Linked DNA regions of Homo sapiens: all the other regions are linked to region 4. Evidence: chromatin loops called from intact Hi-C (ENCODE). Cell type or tissue: OCI-LY7. All regions are shown on one strand. Links, peaks and the distances in the headings refer to the core of each region. The heading gives the core; the rest is flanking DNA.

The links. Peaks named below come from ENCODE experiments on the same cell type or tissue, not always from the same donor. Only the 100,000 strongest peaks of a DNase experiment are listed, where the experiment ranks them.
Region 1: it touches region 4 in a loop (6-fold over the local background); 7 of 110 quality-filtered maps call a loop at or near these places.
Region 2: it touches region 4 in a loop (10-fold over the local background); 6 of 110 quality-filtered maps call a loop at or near these places.
Region 3: a loop joins it to region 4, with 8 times the contacts of the local background. A loop is called at or near these places in 4 of 110 quality-filtered maps.

What each region holds. Positions count from the first base shown.
Region 1 is chr10:26,695,727-26,701,208 of GRCh38, forward strand. PDSS1 (decaprenyl diphosphate synthase subunit 1) reads left to right here and starts at 1,975. Exons shown (of 12, transcript NM_014317.5): 1 at 1,975-2,114. The coding sequence starts at 1,986. RefSeq lists a silencer at 1,648-2,267 and an enhancer at 2,142-3,030. In OCI-LY7, for the core only: no CTCF peak of the experiment used is centred there; DNase peaks (open chromatin) are centred at 1,515, 1,925 and 2,035; H3K4me3 peaks cover 3,310 bases; H3K27ac peaks cover 2,342 bases.
Region 2 is chr10:26,681,778-26,687,259 of GRCh38, forward strand. No RefSeq gene overlaps it. Among named protein-coding and RNA genes, the nearest start is that of PDSS1, 13 kb to the right of the region's middle. In OCI-LY7, for the core only: CTCF peaks have their summits at 3,065 (motif pointing right) and 3,275; DNase peaks (open chromatin) are centred at 1,314 and 3,074.
Region 3 is chr10:26,603,382-26,608,863 of GRCh38, forward strand. No RefSeq gene overlaps it. Among named protein-coding and RNA genes, the nearest start is that of FAM238A, 16 kb to the left of the region's middle. In OCI-LY7, for the core only: CTCF peaks have their summits at 3,177 (motif pointing right) and 3,376; a DNase peak (open chromatin) is centred at 3,140.
Region 4 is chr10:26,332,792-26,338,273 of GRCh38, forward strand. No RefSeq gene overlaps it. Among named protein-coding and RNA genes, the nearest start is that of APBB1IP, 100 kb to the right of the region's middle. In OCI-LY7, for the core only: CTCF peaks have their summits at 2,468 (motif pointing right) and 2,671; DNase peaks (open chromatin) are centred at 2,030, 2,480 and 3,070; H3K4me3 peaks cover 1,038 bases; H3K27ac peaks cover 1,012 bases.

The sequences.
Region 1 (5,482 bases), core at 122-5,121, 360 kb after region 4:
AAGAACTACTTGTGAATTCCGTATGTCCAATTGGTAGCTTACTGTTTTTTCTCAAGAGTTTAGCTATACAGTAACGTTGGAAGTCTTGAGGAACTTCAGCTGCTGTCCCTACTTAGCCTTGCAATACTACGGCATCTTTTTTTCTTTTTCTTTTTTTTAAAGACGGAGTCTCACTTTGTCACCTAGGCCGAAGTGCAGTGGCACAATCTCGGCTCACTGCAACCTCTGCCTCCCAGGTTCAAGTGATTCTCTTGCCTCAGCCTCCTAAGTGGTTGGGATTACAGAACATGCACCACCATGCCCAACTAATTTTTGAATATTTAGTAGAGACGGGTTTCACCATGTTGGCCAGGCTGGTCTCAAACTCCTGACCTCAAGTGATCCACCTGCCTCGGCCTCCCACAGTGCTGGGATTACAGGCTGAGCCACTGTGCCCCCGACCTACAGCATCTTTTTAAGAGCAATGTTTTCTGTTTTAATGTGGCCAAGCAATCTCTAAACGAACATGGTCTGACAAAATTGTGTAGTGACATACTTGACAACTGGGTGAGCTTGAGTGTGATACTTATTTGACCATACGGTATTTCCTCTATATGTTTCCTTATCTTTATATACAAAAAAGGGCAAATGATAATGTCTTAGTCATAGGATCAAGTACAACCCAAGTGCTTACTGCTACACTCTACTTGGCAAATTCCACCTTATGAATGTTTCTTAATATATAAACCTAATCTAAACCAAGATAAGCTACAGGTGCATATTAACAATCTTTACTCATAAAGCTTTGCATATTTTTACATACTATTCTTCAAGATGGAAAAAACACCATCAAACTGGCTTATTTTCATAGATGTCTTTATATAGTCTATGATGTCTTCATTCCATAAAAAATCCACACGATTAAATATGAAATTAATGTACCCAGCTATGAGGCTACCGCATTCTTTAACCCAAGAACAAGAAAATACATGAATCAGAGAACTGCAATTACCTACTTGCTGGTCTATTTCCTCATTAGAGTGAATTTTTTGAGGACTAAATTGCATTTCTCTATCTCTAATGCTTACCCCCTATCTCACTGGCTCTGTGTGTTTGAGTGCATGCGCTGAATGTTTATATCACTTAATTTCTGTTCGGAACACGCTGTCTCTTAGCACCAGTAGATCTGGCCTTAGAGCTAAGGAAAGAAGGCCTTTCTAACCCATAAGGGGTACTAATCCTGTACAGACTCCAATATCTCCCGGGCTGGGTACACGCAGGTTCACACCCAGGTGTGAGCAAGATTGCCAAACTATACCTATAAGGCGTTTGGAGGGGAGAGTCCAAAAGTCACGAGACCCGGCTAATTTAGCTACTATTTCACAACAACCCTGATCGTGGTCGGACTTGTTTCTAGGAAGATGCGATGGGCTGGAACTTCCTTCAAGAACAGATTGCAAAAGGCAGCCGACCAGGGCGTGTCAGGTCACTGCCAAGGGAAGCAGCAGCGGAAACCGTCGCCTCCGGCTTAGGCTGCGGAGCGGGAACCCCATTCTCTGAGTTATGTTTCTGCCTAAACACGCAGAACAAAAGAGTTCGTGGCTGCAAGGGTGGCGCGCGGTAGTATTTCTTGCTAATAAAAGGTCCCCACAGGGACATTTTTGCTATGACTGCAGGCGTGGCCAGTCTCCCTGCACAGCTTCCGGGAAGAGGTGGGGATAGGAGGCTCGCCCCGGGGAAGGTTACGCTCGGGGTCCCCAGACCAGGTCTCCGCACGCCCCTGCCCCGTCGCCTCCCGGGAGCGGCTGCAGTCCCCGTTGGCTGCAGACGGGCAGACACCCGAAGTGTCCGCGCCGGCAGCCGGACCGCAAGCGAGGAAGAGCGAACCGCGCTCCCGGGCCTGGCCGAAGCGCTTCCTGTGCCAGGTTTCCGGCTCCGGGTCCCGGGAGGAGGATCGCGGGCCAGAGGCGGAGCCGCCGCCCTGCCGCGACTTTCAGACTCCGACCATGGCCTCGCGCTGGTGGCGGTGGCGGCGCGGCTGCTCCTGGAAGCCGGCGGCGCGGAGCCCCGGGCCCGGCTCCCCCGGCCGTGCGGGACCGTTGGGGCCGAGCGCCGCTGCCGAAGTCCGCGCGCAGGTGAGGTTGGGAGGCGCGCGCCCGGCGGGGCTCAGAGGTCACGGCTCCAATGACAGCAGTGGGCGGAATGAATGGGAGCGGGGAGCACGTGCGTCGCGACGCGGGGGCGCGCGGGGTAGCTCCGGGGTAGCTCCGGGGTGGGACTCCGGAGCTGAGGGGTGCTCGCGGTGGGACGGAGCCGCGCGTTGGACTGAAGTAGGGGCGCCCTACACGGGGTTGCAGAAAGCGGTGTCCTGGGGACCCCGGGAGCGTTTTGGGGGGTGGAGAAAGCGGTGGGATCCGTGTCCTGGGGGAAGCGCAGGAGCGATCAGATTGACCGCTGCTATATGGACAAGGTTAAGCCTGGAGAGCGACTGCAGCTATTTACTTTGGAGTTAGAGGAAGACAGATCTTGCCTGAAATTTTAGAGCCAAAGTGCTCAGAGCTCTCTCCGAGAAACGGAGGATCGAATCGGCCTCGGAATAGTCCGAAAAGGTCTTGTGGAGAATGCAGGGCTGGTGCTAGGGTGGACCGGACCTTAGTTGTCCAGCAGTGGCCTCGGGAGGAGAGCACACCTGGATGGGGCTGGAATGACACTGGAAGGAGAAAGGCCCGAGGCCGTCAGGAGGAGAGAAACCCTGGAGTCATCTAAAGTCAGAATCTCAGCGATAGCCCATTCTTTCAGGGTCTCCTCTGCTGCCTTTGGGTTCCGATCTCCTTTTTCTCCCTTTCTGGTCAGTTTAGCCCCTGTAAATGGACACTGTGAGCCCTTCTGCGCTTTGTAATGATTCTCAGTGTGCCATGGGGTAGGCCCATGCTATTAGCATAACCGTGCAAAATCTATGGACTCACTGTTACTTAAGTTTATTTGAATTTAGTACTCTTTTAATTCAGATTTGGTATACTTTATGTGTCCGTGTTCTCATCAAACATCATTTCCCAGTATGAAATATATAACACTTATAAATATCTACTTTGTACCAAAGTAGATGCGTATCACAAATTATCCAAAACAAGGCTTGGGCCAGGCACAGTGGCTCACACCTGTAATCCCAGCACTTTGGGAGGCTGAGGTGGGAGAATCGGTTGAGGCCAGGAGTTTGGGACCAGCCTAGGCAACATAGCAAGACTCTGTCTCTATAAAAAATAGAAAAAATTCACCAGGTGGGGTGGTGCATGCCTGTAGTTCTACCTACTCAGGAGCCTGAGGGAGGAGGATTGTTCGATCCCAGGAGTTCAAGATTACAGTGAGCTGTTTATTGTGATAGTGCCAGTGCACTCCAGCCTGGGCAACAGTGTGAGACCCTATCTCTAAAAAATCTAAAGCAAAAAAGACGTTTGGAGACCAAGTGGCAGCTGGGCAACTAGACAATGCTAGAGAGTAAAGAGAACAGAATATGGGGGGTGAGGGGCATGTGGGAGAAGAGGCTTAGAGGAGGAAGGTAGGCTTTGCTGTGATCCATTTCAGGACTGTTCTCTCCAGACTTCAGATATTTCTAGTTCCACAGAAGAAGCCAGTATTTGAAGAGATGGGTGCATCCACCCTCTTATGCCACTACATGCTTCTTCTTCTTCTTCTTTTTTTTTTTTTTTGACACAGAGTCTCACTCTGTCGCCCAGGCTGGAGTGCAGTGGCGGAATCTCGGCTCACTGCAAACTCCACCTCCCAGGTTCAAGCGATTCTCCTGCTGCAGACTCCCAAGTAGCTGGGATTACAGGCGTACACCACGACCCCCAGCTAATTTTTGTATTTTTAGTAGAGACGGCATTTCACCATGTTGCCCAGGCTGGTCTGGAACTCCTGACCTCAAGTGATCCACCCCCTCCTCGGCCTCCCAAAGTGCGGGGATTACAGGTGTGAGCCACCACGCCTGGCCTGACACTTCTTTTTAAAAAAGTTTCTTGCCCACCAAGCAACCTTAGCCAGGGAAAGTGTGCTTTTCTGGAGAGAATATGCTTTATGGCCTCCCCGTCTGCATGACGACAAGGAGGAATTCTGTGGACTCATGATGCCAAGATCATGTATTTCTGATGTGTGTGTCAGTGATGCCTTTCACTATATGTTAATATGTTAGCATTCTGGTGTCTGCCTCAGGCATGTGTATTTTGGTTACTTCAAGTCTCTTAGGGCCTGATAGTCCTTGGGGACACAGAACTACAATAACTAAGCCACAGGGACAAAGAGCGGCAATAATTAAGCCACGTCTTGCTCTCCACCAGAGCTCTACTACCTCCTAATGGTTGTACATTCTTCTGACTTCACTAGTAGTGTGAACAAATATTGTAATACAATAAAAACCAGTGTGCATGTGATCGTGCCAAATCACTTCTCAATATATCTTTGATTTTTTTTTTTAATTTATTTTTTTAGAGACGGGGACTTTTTGTGTTGGCCAGGTTGGTCTTGAACTCTTGGACTCAAGCCATTCCCCCCTCCCCCCCACCCCGCTTGAGGATTGGCACACGGCCATGTATTTGATTCTTACCCAGCACTTTCTCTTTAGCTGAGCGTGGTGGCTCACGCCTGTAATCCCAACAGTTTGGGAGGCCGAGGCAGGAGAATCCCTTTAGCTCAGGAGTTCGAGACCAGCCTGGGCCACTTAGTGAGACCTCCTGATATGGTTTGGCTCTGTGTGCCCACCCACATCTATCTCGAATTGTAATCCCCAATTATATTTGGGGACCAGGGAGGGTCAAGGGAGGGACCAGGTGGAGGTAATTGGATCATGGGGGTGGATTCCCCCATGCTGTTCTCATGATAGGGAGTTCTCACAAGATCTGCTGGTTTTATAAGTGTTTGGTAGTTCCTCCTGTGTTCATTCTGTCTCCTGCCGCCTTGTGAAGAAGGTGCTTGTTTCTCCTTCTCCTTCTTCCACCATGATTCTAAGTTTCTGAGGCCTCCCCAGCCATTCAGAACTGTGAGTCAATTAAACCTCTTTCCTATAATTATAGATTGCCCAGTCATGGGTAATTTCTTTATAGCAGTGTGAGAATGGACCAATACAGATAATTGGTACCAAAGTAGTTGGCATTGATATAAGATACCTGAGAATGTGGAAATTACTTTGGAACTGGGTAACAAGCAGAGGTTGGAATAGTTTGGAGGGCTCAGAAGAAGAAAGGAAGATGTAGGAAAGTTTGGAAATTCCTAGAGTCTTGTTGAATGGCTTTGACCAAAATGCTGAAAGTGATATGGACGATGAAGTCCAGGCTGAGGTGGTCTCAGATGGAGATGAGGAGCTTCCTGGGAACTGGGCAAAGGTCACTCTTGCTATGCTTTAGCAAAGAGACTGGTGGCATTTTGCCCCACCCTAGAGATCTGTGGAACTTTGAGCCTGAGAGAGATGATCTGAAATTGGAACTTAAATTTAAAGGGGAAGCAGAGCATA
Region 2 (5,482 bases), core at 120-5,119, 350 kb after region 4:
CCAGGGGAATGACTGAAACCACAGATAGTACCAAACTCTCTATATACTATGATTTTTCCTATACATACCTATGATAAAGTTTAATTTATAAATTAGGTACAGTAACAGATTAACAACAATAATAATAAAATAGAACAATTATAAAAACATGCCAGCATCACTACTCTTGCACTTTGGGACCATTGTTAACTAAAATCAAGGTAACTTGAACACAAGCACTGAGTCCTGCAATGGTCCATAGAACTACTCAGCTACAAGTGACTCATGGGATGAAGTGACTCATGGCCAGGGAGTGGCTCCAGCATGGATAAACTGGACAGAGAGAGAATTCACATCCCAGACGAGACGGAGCAAGACTTCATCATGCTACTCAGAATAGTGAGCACTTTAAACTTATGAATTGCTTATTTCTGGAATTTTGCATTTAATATTTTTAGACCATGGTTGACCACGGGGAAGTGAAATTGTGGAAAGTGAGAATGCAGATAAGGGGGAAACTTCTGTATTACAAATGCTAAGAAGCTCATCAACAGGAATTTTTTAAATTTACAAAAAAGGAAGCCTTCCACTTCAACAAATTCTACTTTCTCATCAGATGAATGAAATATCAGTAGATAACTTACCACGAGCAAAAACTAACAGACTTCCACAAGACAATAAGTTGTGCTGTCTCAGACACAACAATAGAAAAAAAATCCTAAAATGAAATTTAGAGATTTCTCAGGTTTTTAGCAATGTATGCTCTTTTAGGATCCTCCGATAAGTCACAGGAAGCATATAGGAAAACTTCAAAGGTGGGTCAAAAGATGACTAAAAGAGTGGAAATTAGTAGTTGTAAGAAAAATAGAGAAAAGTAAAATTATTCATCCAGAAATAATACATAAAAGACTTAGATACAGTATCATGATCAAGCTTCTCCATGGCAAATAACCAACGTAAAATCAACAGAATTCAGTACAAGGGAGTTAAGTTTCAGCAATGTGAGTTATTAAACTTCGAATGTGTCACCAAGAAAAATAATGGAATTCCCTTCTCAGTGACTGTTAAAATAATGGAAAAGCTTTAAGAAGATCAAAAAATTTCCACAAGAATAGAAAAACACATTTTACTATTATGTATTTTATTTACTTTAGAACTGCTGCAATAGAAATATTGACATATCTAATGTGTGACGAAAGAATGTATGTGACCAAGTTATAAATGCTGCTCAAAAAATAACGTGTACTGTCAGGATGTAGGAACACCTGCTCTTTTTTTCTAGGCATCTTTTAAACAAAATAACTGCCATGTCTATGCCTTGTTTAAGAAGTGGTGCATCTTAACTTCCTGTAACAAAATGTTCAAATGGCTCTGCACTTCCTTTGCTAGCTTTAGTGTTTTAAATTCTAAGCTTCAATCTCTAGTGTTGGCAGGCCAACGAGAAAAAACAGAGAATTGTCTTTTCTCTTTAAATGCTTACCACGTGGGATTGTAAATTAGGTCAGCCATGTGGAAAGCAGTTCGGAGATTTCTCCAAGAACAAAACATAACTACTGTTCAACCCGGCAATCCCATTACTGGGTATATATCCAAAAGAAAACAAATCATTCTATCAAAAACACACGTGCCCTCATATGTTCATCACAGCACTATTCACAATAGCAAAGACATGGAATCAAGTTAGTGCCTATCAACTGTGGATTGGATAAAGAAAATGTGGTACATATAAATCATGGAATACTATACAGCCATAAAAAGAATGAAACCATGTCCTTTGCAGCAACATAGGTGTAGCTGTAGGCCATTATCCTAAATGAATTAATACAGGAACAGAAAACCAAATACTACATATTCTCACTTATAAGAGTGAGCTAAACATTAGGTACTCCTGGACATAAAGATAGCACTAATAGATACTAGTGACCTCTGGGGAGGAGAAAGGTTGAAAAACGATTTGGTACTTTACTCAATACCTTGGTGAGGGGATCAGTCGTACCCCAAACCTCAGGGTTATGCAATATACCCACGTAATAAACCTGCATATTTCCCCAGAATCTAAAATAAAAGTTGCGATTATAAAAAAATAAACAAACAAATAAATAAATACTTACCACGTATCTATTAGGTTCTTTGACATCCATCGAGGGATAATGTTCCGGTATGATGAAGTCTAATAATCCCCTGGAGATAAAAAAGACGTAGCATCAGTGTCCCTCAGAACACAGTATCCAATATCCAAGTACCTAAATCCCTCAACATCTATGAATTCATTAGATCAGGCTCAAGATGTTAAAACTTGAAGAATAAGGTTTTACTACCAAAACAGCCAAAAAGTAATATTTCTTCAATCCCAATCAAAAATCAAAATATGTTTCTAAGATCATATGAGGTTCTACATTATTATGTTTCAAATTTGATTAGTTCAATAAACATCCATTGAGTACCTGCTATACCTACTACATGTAAAGCCCTGGGCAAGTGCTAGGAAAAAGAATGGTAAGACCCAGAACCCAGACCTCAAAGAGTACATGCTCTACTAGGGAAGAAGAACATATGAAGAAATCATGATGTTAAATTATAATAAATGCAATACCAGAATTATATAAAATGAACAGTGATAACAGAGCAGAGAATGATTATTTGTGGTAGGTCATTTAAGGCTTCACACATGAGGTTACAAAAAATTGGCAAATGTCTGAGGTTAAAATATTTAAAGTTGTACCAGGATTCAGCAAACATGTAATAAATAAAATATATAAACTGCACATGTATCATATTTTCTATTCCCATTTTAACCAACTATTCTAGTTACCTGCCTAACCACTAGTATGGACTGCACCGAATAAGAGGAAATCTGGAAGCAAATTTCAGCTGTAGATATGATTTGGAAATTACTAAAACCCAGTTAAAATAGTAAGTGTAGATTAGCATTTGTCTAATATCTATCTATGTCTCATATGTATATACACACACCACACACTGTATATGAGAGTATGTCATATTAGCCAGTGGAAGTATGTCAAGGATGAAGTGCTTAATCATATGCATTAAATGCTAGAGAGATCCGTGAACTATAACTGAAACATGACCACTAGATGGAGCAATTTCAGTGACATGGTGTGAATCCAGGCAGAACTGACCCAGAAAGCAAATGGTAGTTAGAAATAATGCCTCGTGAAAGTAGACAACTCTCCACCGGCCAGGATGACCAGAAGTTCAGTAAATGTTGCCGAGGTAAGAGACAGAGCAGCTGTGACAAGTGCGATGACTTCTTTGCTCTTATACATTTCCTTCATGTTTTTGCATATTCTTCCTGGTCCAAATCTGTATTTACTATGCTGAAAACTATAATATAGGATCCATATTCTAAATGATCCTAGTTTGTGTAAGGCATTTTTTCTTAAGTATTTCCAACTTTTAAAAACTGTATTAACTCAACAAATGGAAAAAGAACTCCTCCTAAAGAAGACTTTTTGTTTGAAGGAACATCTTGCTAAGTCGGCTTGAGGAAGACGGGATTTTGTAAGCACAGATGCCAGCAGGTACCAAGATCTTGGAAAATGATGGAAGCCACACTGCATGACCCAAGGGGAAGAATTTATTGCTTTTGCTCTTTTGAAAAAAAATCCCTCCTCCATCTTCCCCACAGAAATCTTCAGCAAGATGCTCTCTGTTCTTAAAGACGTTGTGTACATTTGGTTTGCTGTTTGTGTTCATCCTTTCGATGGGGCTGAGTTTCACATCTGGGTCAGCCCAGTGTGAAATAGGTACTATCACACATATCAAAGCTGGAGTCCAGGTAGAGAGGAGACACAAGACAGAGGATACACCCGGGGAATCCCAGGAATTGGGAAGAGAGCTTTGGATTTCCAGAAGCTGCAGAATTGAGCAATTTGAGTCACTTCCCCCACCTCCCTAGTGTGTGAGTGGTATGGAGAACCTCATTGGTAACTGGGGTGCATCCTACATTATAAGTTTTTTGAGAAACGGGACTATTGGGTTGTATACTTCTTTTATTAATCTCCTAAAAAACCTACATGGTGCTTAGCACAATAGGAAATTTTACAAATATTTATTTGAAATATTGCATTTTATTTATAAGAAAATGGAAAATACTTAACTTCACAGCACATAAATAAGCATTTTTTCCAACTGTCTTGTACAATTTTTTTAAATGTAATTTCTTATTCAGACTTAAAAAAGAAGAAAATGTTGCCATTTGCAACAACATGGATGAAGCTCAAGGACATTATGTTAAAGTGAAATAAGCCAGACACAGAAAGACAAATACTGCATAATCTCACTTATACGGGAAACCTAAAAAAGTCCAACTCATAGAAATAGAGAGTGGAATGGTGGTGACCAGGGGTCAATGAGGTAGGGGATATGGGGAGATGTTGTTCAAAGGACACGAAGTTGCAGTTATAAGATGAATAAGTCCTGAAGACCAAATGGATAGACTATAGTGGATAATAACACCTTGTACCTTTGAAATTTGCTAAGAGAGCAGATCTTAAGTATTCTCACCACAAAAAAGTAACTATATGAGGTAATGCATACGTTAATCAGCTTCATTGTGGTAATCATTTCAAAACGTATACATATGTCAAAACATCACCTTGTACATCTTAAATGTACACAATTTTTGTCAATTATACCTGCGTAAAGCTGGGGAAAAATAGTCACTTTCATAGCTTAAAAAATGCAATTTCCTTAAATTCTTGGTAATCAATCATAGACTTACAAAATAAAACAAGCAAACAAACAAAAATGTAATTTTCTAACCTCAGTATCTCTAGTTCACCATAATGAGCCAAAATTTCTAATGATCCAGTTCTGAACCATGATCCTGCAGCATGCAGCACTACTGCACCTTAAAGAGAAACATTTGGCTAGGCGTGGTGGCTCAGGCCTGTAATCCCAGCACTTTGGGAGGCCGAGACGGGCGGATCACAAGGTCAAGAGATTGAGACCATCCTGGCTAACATGGTGAAACCCCGTCTCTACTAAAAATACAAAAAAAAAAAAAAAAAAAAAAAATTAGCCAGGCATGGTGGGGGGGTGCCTGTGGACCCAGCTACTCAGGAGGCTGAGGAGGGAGAATGGCATGAACCTTGGAGGTGGAGCTTGCAGTGAGCCAAGATCACGCCACTGCACTCCAGCCTGGGCGACAGAGCTACACTCCATCTCAAATAAATAAATAAATAAATAAATAAATAAAACAAAACAAAAAAAGAAACATTTATTGGCCAGGTGCAGTGGCTCACGCCTGTAATCGCAGCACTTTGGGAGGCCAAGGCAGATATATAACAAGTTCAGGAGTTTGAGACCAGCTTGGCCAAAATGGTGAAATCCCATCTCTACCAAAAATACAAAAAAAAAAAAAAAAAAAAAAAATTAGCTGGGTGTGGTGGTGAGCGCCTGTAATCCCAGCTACTCATGAGGCTGTGGCAGGAGAATCACTTGAACTCAGGAAGGCTGAGGTTGCAGTGAGCCGAGATCA
Region 3 (5,482 bases), core at 211-5,210, 270 kb after region 4:
AAGCACTGAGTCCTGCAATGGTCCATAGAACTACTCAGCTACAAGTGACTCATGGGATGAAGTGACTCATGGCCAGGGAGTGTCTCCAACATGGATAAACTGGACAGAGAGAGAATTCACATCCCAGACGAGACGGAGCAAGACTTCATCATGCTACTCAGAATAGTGAGCACTTTAAACTTATGAATTGCTTATTTCTGGAATTTTGCATTTAATATTTTTAGACCATGGTTGACCACAGGGAAGTGAAATTGTGGAAAGAGAATGCAGATAAGGGAGAAACTTCTGTATTACAAATGCTAAGAAGCTCAATAGGAATTTTTTAAATTCACAAAAAACGAAGCCTTCTACTTCAACAAATTCTACTTTCTCATCAGAAGAATGAAATATCTGTAGATAACTTACCACAAGCAAAAACTAACAGACTTCCACAAGACAATAAGTTGTGCTGTCTCAGATACCACAATAGAAAAAAAAAATCCTAAAATGAAATTTAGAGATTTCTCGGGTTTTTAGCAATGTATGCTCTTTTAGGATCCTCTGATAAGTCACAAGAAGCATATAGGAAAACTTCAAAGGTGGGTCAAAAGATGACTAAAGGAGTGGAAATTAGTACAGGTAAGAAAAATCCAGAAAAGTAAAATTATGCATCCAGAAACAATACATAAGAGGCTTAGACACAGTATCATGGTCAAGCTTCTCCATGGCCAATAACCAAAGTAAAAGCAACAGAATTCAGCACAAGGGAGTTAACTTTCAGCAATGTGAGTTATTAAACTTCGAATGTGTCACCAAGAAAAATAATGGAATTCCCTTCTCGGTGACAGTTAAAATAATGGAAAAGCTTTAGGAAGAGCAAAAAATTTCCACAAGAATAGAAAAACATATTTTGCTATTATGTATTATGTTTACTTTAGAACTACTATGATAGAAATATTGGTATATGTAATGTGTGACGAAAGAATGTATGTGATCAAGTTATAAATGCTGCTCAAAAAAATCACATATACTGTCAGGATGTAGGAACACCTGTTCTTTTTTTCTAGGCATCTTTTAAGCAAAATAACTGCCTTGTCTATGCCTTGTTTAAGAAGTGGTGCATCTTAACTTCCTGTAACAAAATATTCTAATGGTTCTGCACTTCCTTTGCTAGCTTTAGTGTTTTAAATTCTAAGCAGTAATCTCCAGTGTTGGCAGGCCAACGAGAGAAAACAAGAGAATTGCCTTTCCTCTTTAAATGCTTACCACGTGGGGTTGTAAATTAGGTCAGCCATGTGGAAAGCAGTTCGGAGATTCTCCAAGAACTTAAAACGTAACTACTGTTCAACCCGGCAATCCCATTACTGGGTATATATCCAAAAGAAAACAAATCATTCTATCAACAACACACCTACGTTCGTCACAGCACTATTCACAATAGCAAAGACATGGAATCAAGTCAGTGACTATCAACTATGGGTTGGATAAAGAAAATGTGATACATATAAATCATGGAATACTATACAGCCATAAAAAAGAATGAAATCATGTTGGTGTGCTGCGCCCATTAACTTGTCATTTAGCATTAGGTATATCTCCTAATGCTATCCCTCCTCCCTCCCCCCACCCCACAACAGTCCCCGGTGTGTGACGTTCCCCTTCCTGTGTCCATGTGTTCTCATTGGTCAATTCCCACCTATGAGCGAGAACATGCGGTGTTTGGTTTTTTGTCCTTGCGATAGTTTGCTGAGAATGATGGTTTCCAGTTTCACCAACATGGCACATGTATACATAAGTAAGAAACCTGCACGTTGTGCACATGTACCCTAAAACTTAAAGTACAATAATAATAACATAAAAAAATTTAAAAAAAAAGAATGAAATCATGTCCTTTGAAGCAACATAGATATAGCTGTAGGCCATTATCCTAAATGAATTAACACAGCAACCGAAAACCAAATACTGCATATTCTCACTTATAAATGGGAGCTCAACATTGGGTACTCATGGACATAAAGATGGCAACAATAGACATTGGGGACTTCTGGGGAGCGGAAGCGTTGAAAAACGATTGGGTATTATGCTCACTACCTCGGTGAGGGGATCAGTCATACCCCAAACCTCAGGGTTATGCAATATGTCCATGTAATAAACCTCCACATTTCCCCTGAATCTAAAATAAAAGTTGCAATTATAAAATTAAAAAACAAATAAATAAATATTTCCCACGTATCTATTAGGTTCTTTGACATCCATCGAGGGATAATGTTGCTCTATGATGAAGTCAAATAATCCCCTGGAGATAAAAAGGACATAGTATCGGTGTCCCTCAGAACACAGCATCCAATATCCAGGTACCTAAATCCCTCGACATCTATGAATTCATTAGATCAGGCTCAAGATGTTAAAACTTGAAGAATAAGGTTTTACTGCCAAAACAGCCAAAAAGCAATATTTCTTCAATATCAATCAAAAATGAAAATATGTTTCTAAGATCATATGAGATTCTACCTTATGTTACAAATTTGATTACTTCAATAAACATCCATTGGGTACCTGCTGTACCTACTGTATGCTAAGCCCTGGGCAAGTGCTAGGAAAAAGAATGGTAAGACCCAGAACCCAGACCTCAAAGAGTACATGCTCTACTAGGGAAGAAGAACATATGAAGAAATCATGATGTTACATTATAATAAATGCAATACCAGAATTATATAAAATGAATAGCGATAACAGAGCAGAGAATGATTATTTGTGGTAGGTCATTTAAGGCTTCACACATGAGGTGACAAAAAATTGGCAAATGTCTGAGGTTAAAATATTTAAAGTTGTACCAGGATTCAGCAAACATGTAATAAATAAAATATATAAAGTGCAAATGTATCATACTTTCTATTCTCATTTTAACCAACTATTCTAGTTACCTGCCTAACCACTAGCATGGACTGCACTGAATAAGAGGAAATCTGGAAGCAAATTTCAGCTGTAGATATGATTTGGAAATCACTAAAACCCAGTTAAAATAGTAAGTGTAGATTAGCATTTGTCTAATATCTATCTATGTCTCATATGTATATACACACACCATACACTGTATATGAGAGTATGTCATATTAGCCAGTGGAGGCATGTCAAGGATGAAGTGCTTAATCATATGCATTAAATGCTAGGGAGATCCGTGAACTATAACTGAAACATGACCACTAGATGGAGCAATTTCAGTGACATGGTGTGAATCCAGGCAGAACTGACCCAGAAAGCAAATGGGTAGTTAGAAATAATGCCTTGTTCAATTCCCACCTATGAGTACATATGTAACTAACCTGCACATTGTGCACATGTACCCTAAAACTTAAAGTGTAATAATAACAAAATAAAAAATAAAAAAAAAAGAAATAATGCCTCGTGAAAGTAGACAACTCTCCACGGGCCAGGATGACCAGAAGCTCAGTAAATGTTGCTGAGGTAAGAGACAGAGCAGCTGTGACAAGTGCGATGACTTCTTTGCTCTTATACATTTCCTTCATTTTGTTCGCATATTCTTCCTGGTCCAAATCTGTATTTACTATGCTGAAAACTTTAATATAGGATCCATATTCTAAATGATCCTAGTTTGTGTAAGGCATTTTTTCTTAAGTATTTCCAATAACTTTTAAAAACTACATTAACTTTTAAAATGGAAACAGAACTCCTCGTAAAGAAGGTTTTTTTGTTTGAAGGAACATCTTGCTAAGTCTGCTTGAAGAAGACGGGATTTTGTAAGCACACATGCCAGCAGGTACCAAAATCTCGGAGAATGATGGAAGCCCCACTGTATGAAAGGGGAAGAATTGATTGCTTTTGCTCTTTTGAAAAAAAAAATTCCTCCTCCATCTTCCCTACAGAAATCTTCAGCAAGACGCTCTCTGTTCTTAAAGACGTTGTGTGCATTTGGTTTGCTGTTTGTGTTCATCCTTTTGATGAGGCTGAGTTTCACATCTGGGTCAGCCTAGTAGGAAATAGGTACTATCACACATATCAAAGCTGGAGTCCAGGTAGAGGGGAGACACAAGACAGAGGATACACCTGGGGAATCCCAGGAATTGGGAAGAGAGTTTTGGATTTCTGGAGGCTACAGAATTGAGCAATTTGAGTCACTTCCCGTACCTCCCCAGTGTATGAGTGGTACGGAGGCCCTCATCCGTAACTGGGGTGCATCCTACATTATAAGTTTTTTGAGAAACGGGACTGTTGGGTCTTATACTTCTTTTTCTAATCTCCTAAAAAACCTACATGGCATTAAGCACAATAGAAAATGTTACAAATATTTATTTGAAATATTGTATTTTATTTATAAGAAAACAGAAAATACTCAACTTCACAGCACATAAATAAGCATTTTTTCCAACTGTCTTGTACAATTTTTTAAAATGTAATTTCTTATTCAGACTTAAAAAAAGAAGAAAATCTTGCCATTTGCAACAACATGGATGAAGCTCAAGGACATTATGTTAAAGTGAAATAAGCCAGACACAGAAAGACAAATACTGCATAATCTCACTTATATGGGGAATCTAAAAAAGTCAAACTCATAGAAATAGAGAGTGTAATGGTGGTGAGCAGCGTCGATGAGGTAGGGGAAATGGGGAGATGTTGTTCAAAGGACACGAAGTTGCAGTTATAAGATGAATAAGTCCTGAAGACCAAATGGATAGACTGTGGTTGATAATAACACCTTGTACCTTTGAAATTTGCTAAGAGAGCAGATCTTAAGTATTCTCACCACAAAAAAGTAACTATGTGAGGTAATGTATATGTTAATTAGCTTCATTGTGGTAATCATTTCAAAACATATACATATATCAAAACATCACATTGTACACCTTAAATGTAAACAATTTTTAATGTCAATTATACTTGAGTAAAGCGGGGGGAAAATGGTCACTTTCATAGTTTAAAAAATGTAATTTTCTTAAATTCTTGGTCATCAATCATAGACTTATAAAATAAAACAAGCAACAAACAAAAATGTAATTTTCTAACCTCAGTAAATCTAGTTCACTAAAATGAGCCAAAATTTCTAATGATCCAACTCTGAACCATGATTCTGCAGCACACAGCACTACTGCGCCTTAAAGAGAAACATTTATTGGCCTGGCGTGGTGGCTCACACCTATAATCCCAGCAATTTGGGAGGCTGAGGTGGGTGGATCACGAGGTCAGGAGTTTGAGACCAGCCTGACCAACATGGTGAAATCCCGTCTCTACCAGCCTGACCAACATGGTGAAATCCCATCTCTACCAAAAATACAAAAAAAAAAAAAAATTAGCTGGGTGTGGTGGCAGGCGCCTGTAATCCCAGCTACTCAGGAGGCTGTGACAGCAGAATCACGTGAATCTGGGAAGGCTGAGGTTGCAGTGAGCCTAGATCATGCCACTGCACTCCCACCTAGGCAACAAGAGTGAGACTCCACCTCAAAAAAAAAAAAAGAGAAACATTTATTTTAAAAAATTATTTTAATAA
Region 4 (5,482 bases), core at 178-5,177:
CAGGAGGATCCCAGCAGCTGCCAGTGAGATTTTCCCGGGAACCCTTTTGAAGGGTCCTGTGGGTAAAAAATGCACATCTCTTTCACTACTGGGGAAGAACGGAGATCAAGAGCAGACATGCTCAAAAGGTGAGTTAACCAGATTGTATGACAGGAGCCTATTGTTTTCCTATCTGGGATTGATAAGCCATTTGTCCGGTACGACCGTGGGAAGAAATAGGGCTCGCTCGTACACCCACTTTGCATTTTGGTTAAGATCAGGTTTTGAGTTGGTTTTGAGTCTTTTTGCCCAGTGCACTCCCCCTTATGTTGTCCAAACTTTGCCTCCACTTATTTGTGTATTGGTCTTATTTCCTTTGATATCATGTAAACTTGAAAATGGAAGGTATTGGGTCCATTCCTGCTGGGAGGCCTCTGGGAAGGAAAAATATTTTTTAGAAGCTCAGTGGTTGAGAGTCAGCTTAACTGAAAGCTAACATCTAAGATGTGTATATGTATGTGGGTGTGTTTGTATTTAAAAGGCCTTCATGTTTTTGTTTTTGTTTTTGTTTATTTCTCTCCTAGGACCTTGTCTTTTTGAGCAAAAGTTTTTTCTTCTCAGTTAACTGAATTCTGTTTTCTTCATTAATAGCTATTTCAACAGAAGCTACTCTGGGGCTTTTTTTTTTTTTTTTTTTTTTTTTTTGAGACGGAGTCTCGCTGTGTCTCCCAGGTTGGAATGCAGTGGCGCGATCTTACTCTGGGGCTTTTAAGAGAAAGTGTAATTTAGACACTTAGAAATGTCTTTGTTTGGAAAAAAAATTTTTAAAGTGCACTGTAAAAGCATCACATGGTCTAACCTCATAATACTTCTACCTTTTTGAAAACCCAGGATTCAGTGTGGGCTCTGCCCGGAACTCAAAGATACAGTTAAAAGATAGGAGAAAGGAGGTCTTACAAATCTATAAAATGGTTTTCTATTGGCATGCCTAATATGTCTATGTATTTATGTCTTGTGTACACCATGTTTCACTATTGAAAATATATAAAAGAGTTCTGATTAATTGGCTCAAAGAAAAATAAAAGTGCTTAAATATTTTAACAGAAAAATAGAAAAGACTAGTCAAATGCTTTTTCAAGTTATGTGACTAAAAGAAAATCTTTAATAAACAAGCTAGCTTTAAAAATTATTGGTAAAGTAATATTAGAGATGTCTTAAGAGTTGCCGACATACATTTTTGTTTGCATTTATTGATCACACAATTTCATACTTATCTCTACCAAATACTATAAGGTGTCAAAATTTGGCATAGAAGCTACAAAACTATAATTTATCCCAAAACAGAATGATCTTTGCTTGTGTAATTTCTAATAAATGAAACATTAATATTGGTTTAATGGAGATAGCTAAATCTTGAATTATTTAGTAAAAATATCCTAACTTATAATCTTGTGGCCTTAGGCAGTCTAGTCCACAGACATGAAGGAAGTTTGTTCTGGGAAAGGACTGTTATCTTTGTTTCAAAGCTAAACTATAAGCTAAGTTAATGAACAAGAATAGCTTGGAGGCTAGAAACAAGTCAGTTAGGTCAGGTCGTTTTCACTGTCTCAGTTACAATTTTGCAATGGCGGTTTCATAACTTTAAATGATGACTATTGCAGTTTTCATAAATAATCTAGGTAAATGATTAAAATAAGTAGATAAATGTAATGGAATACTCATAAACAAACTTGCCATAATTTCGAATCTAAAGTTATATTAAATTAAACAACGGATATTTCATTATTTGGGTATTCTCCAATAAAATACATTGTAGGAAAACATTCTTTTTTAGTTCTAATTTCCTTGAAAAAACTTTCTGCTGCTTGCTCTTTCTCAACTCCCTCTTGAAGGCAAATGACTTAGATTTGCTCTTCTGGGGTTATTTTCTAGATTTCATGGGAATTCTTTATTCCTTTTATTCTTTTTTTCTCCACTGGCTATGCATTTTCAAATAGTCTGTCTTTGAGCTCACTACTTCTTTCTTCTGCCTTATTAGTTCTGCTGTTGAGACCTTCTGATGCATTTTTCAGTTCAGCCAATGTATTTCCCAGTTCTAAAATTTGTTTAATTTTTTAAAAAATTATTTCAATCTGCTTGTTAAATTTCTCTGATACATTTCTGAATTGCTTTTATATGTTATTTTGGAGTTTGCAGTTTCCTCAAAACTGCTAGTTTGGATTCTTCATCTGAGAACTTACATATCACTATTTCATTAGGGTCAGTACTGGAATCTTGCTCTGTCCGTTTAAGGAGGTCATGGTTCCCTATTTGCTGTTGTTTATTATAAACATACAACTATGTCTTCGCATTGAAGGATTCGTTATTTTTTCCAGTCTTTGCTGTCTGTGTTACTTTGCTCTTACTAGCATATGTGTGTTTAGAGGTTACCCGTGAAATTTGCCTGTTAATTCCCTTAGCACTAGATCACTACCTCCTTTTTGGCACTAGATGGTGCCCTAAGACCAGGTTTGCCGCAGCTTTTGCAGCCTTTCAAAGCACTGCCGATCTTGGAAAGAAGGTGTCCCAGAGGGGATTCCCTGGCTGGGTGGGAAAGCTGGCTAGGGGTTTGTGCCCTCAAGGATCCAGGCAGTGCACCTCCTACAGCATGGTGCTGCCAAACTGCCTCTCTGATTTGGCATCTCTTTGCCCGGGATGGAGAGCAGCTCCCAAGTTGTATGCACTGGGGCTGCTTGCCCCACCTCTTCTGTCTAGCTCCCAGATGCCCTCAGGGTCCTTCTGGCTGCAGACACTCATGATGCTTCCCATGGGCTGAGACAGGAACAGCTTTCCTGCATAGGAATTCAAGATATTGGGGAAGATGGCTGTCCACCTTGACCTCCCTTTTTCCGGTGCTGAAAGCGTGAGTGCTGGGTGACATTTCCAGGAAGTGCCTCGCAGTTTGAAGGAAGGCTATTATGGATAGAGAAATCAATTTATCGTATGTTCTGCTTGCAGTTTTTCACGTCTTTGTGTCTCCAGGGATTGTCACAGCCTCGGTTTTGAGTTCTTGGATATTGGTGGTGATGATCTTTACACTGGCTAGTTCTGTTTCATTTTCTGTATGGGAGAGTGAAGTCAGATTACTTCTTCTCTGCCATTTTGGTGACATCACCTTAACCCTTATACTTTTTCACATCAGTGTGGAAAGCTTAAATTCTTCCATTTTTTGTCCTATATATTTTCAAAATAGATTTTTTTAAATGCCTCCCCCAAAAAAGGAGTTGTAAAATCATATCTTTTAAAAATTATATTAAATCCAGAGTTTTGTTTTTGTTTCTTAACAAGCACATTTAAACCCTCTAAGCATGTGCCTTGTTTGAATGGGATTGAATGTAATGGTAGTTGCTTTGGAGTTTCTAGGCCTGAATTGCTCCAACTTTGCTTTTACTCATCCAAACCCTGCTTTGGGAAAATTGAAATCCATGAATATTAAAAATTCAAATTTTCACATAATTAATCTGAGTAATACATTTTACTATGAAAGAACTCAAAATGTGCTTTTAAAAGGTTTCACTTCTAGTTTCTCCTAAGAGTTTCACTGCAGCCTTTAAAATACCCTTTTCCAAAACTCTATGTAATTTTCATAAATATATCAATGGAGTATGTGTTTTTATGCATATCAAAATAGGTTTCTTACTGGTTCCCACTTCTCTAACCATCAAGAATAGTGATACTGGTCTGGCTCACAGTGGCCTGTAAGCCCAGCACTTTGGGAGACTGAGGCGGGAGAATCACTTGAGGCCAGGAGATCAAGACCAGCCTGTGCAATAAAGTTAGATGTAAAAAAAAAAAAAGAATAATGATTCTTTATTTTATTTTTATTTTTTTTAAGACAGAGCCCAGGCTGGAGTGTAGTGGTGCCATCTCAGCTCACCACAATCTCCGCCTCCCTGGTTCTAGCGATTCCACCGAGTAGCTGGGATTATAGGTGCACGCAACCACACCCTGCTAGTTTTTTTTATCTCTTTATTTGTATTTTTAGTAGAGATGGAGTTTCACCATGTTGGCCAGGCCAGTCTCGAACTCCTGACCTCAGGTGATGAACCCGCCTCGGCCTCCCAAAATGCTGGGATTACAGGTGTGAGCCACCGCACCTGGCTGAATAATGATACTTTCAAAGAGCTAATCTCCTGGTCCAACATTCCACCTTTCACACCATCTCCCACTCTCTCACCAAAGTGTCCTATAACTGCCCTCCTTAAAACTTTTTACATCTGCAAAACTAAGTCCAAATTCCCGAGCATGACATACAAACCCTTTATGATCCAGTTCTTTCTTATCTCTCCAACCTAAGCTCTTGACAATTTCTCCTTTCCAAGCCCCAAGTCACCCACCACTTCCTCTTCCAGCCTCTCCAACTATGTTGGACTCCCCAACGCACTACACAGAGTATACTAGTACAGGGTGTGGCCTGTTCTGTGCCTAGGCCTGAATGGTTGCAAACACCTAAGCATGTGAGCAATTTATTTGTGTATTTGGCTGTTTCCCTCCTCAGGCTGTGGGTTTTTTGAGGCCTGGGATTATGCTCTATTATATTCATGTACCCACACTGTGCCTGACACATGGTAGGTGCTGATAAATATTTTATGAATATAAAAGTTGAAATAATTGAAATAAATAAGAATAACCAATGTTTACACAGAAGACAATACTCAGAAACTCATAAGGGACAGGAATTTTATTTGATGCTGTACATTACTGTTAGTAAAGGTGACCATTAACACAGTTGGATCCTCAAATGTTGATGAATGATCTAAAAAATGGAAAACTGTCTTTAAGCCACATATTGAGCAAAATAAAACATTACTGGTAGATGCATTATATTGCATTTAATAAAATGTGTCAATACTTATAAAAGTATTGCCTTTATGGAAACTCTTGAAGCAGAATCATTGTCTGGGGTAAATACCCAAGGTTCATCATCTCACACCAGGGGAATTGAGGACACAAATACATAAGAAGTGAGTATAAGAGTGGAGATTTAATAGGCAAAAGAAAGAAAAAAATAGAATAGTTCTGTCTCCTGCAGACAGAGGGGTGCCAGAGTGGGTCTTCTGGTTCTGAGGTGAAATGCATGGGGTTTTATAGCCAAGCTTGAGGAGGTGGTGTCTTATTTACATAGGACTCAAGAGATTGGTTGGGCCAGGTGTGCTGTTTACATAGCATGCGAAGAAGCTGGCTGCCTCACTCTAATATTTTATTATGCAAATAGACTCTTTACCTGGCCAGCACCATGTCGGCTTCTTTACTGCACACATGGTTGACAAAGAAAAGGGAAGATGGAGCCTCCATGTTGAACATACTTGGCCCCACGTAGCCTTTTCCTGTTGGCCAAGCTGCTGTCGTTCACCCGCGCAAGCTTCCAGTTTGCTTGCCTATGTCTGCAGCTCGATTTTTAAGGCTGCTCTTTGTTAGAAAAGAAATGATTTGGGGGCTGCTTTTCATTAAAAGGAAAACCTTA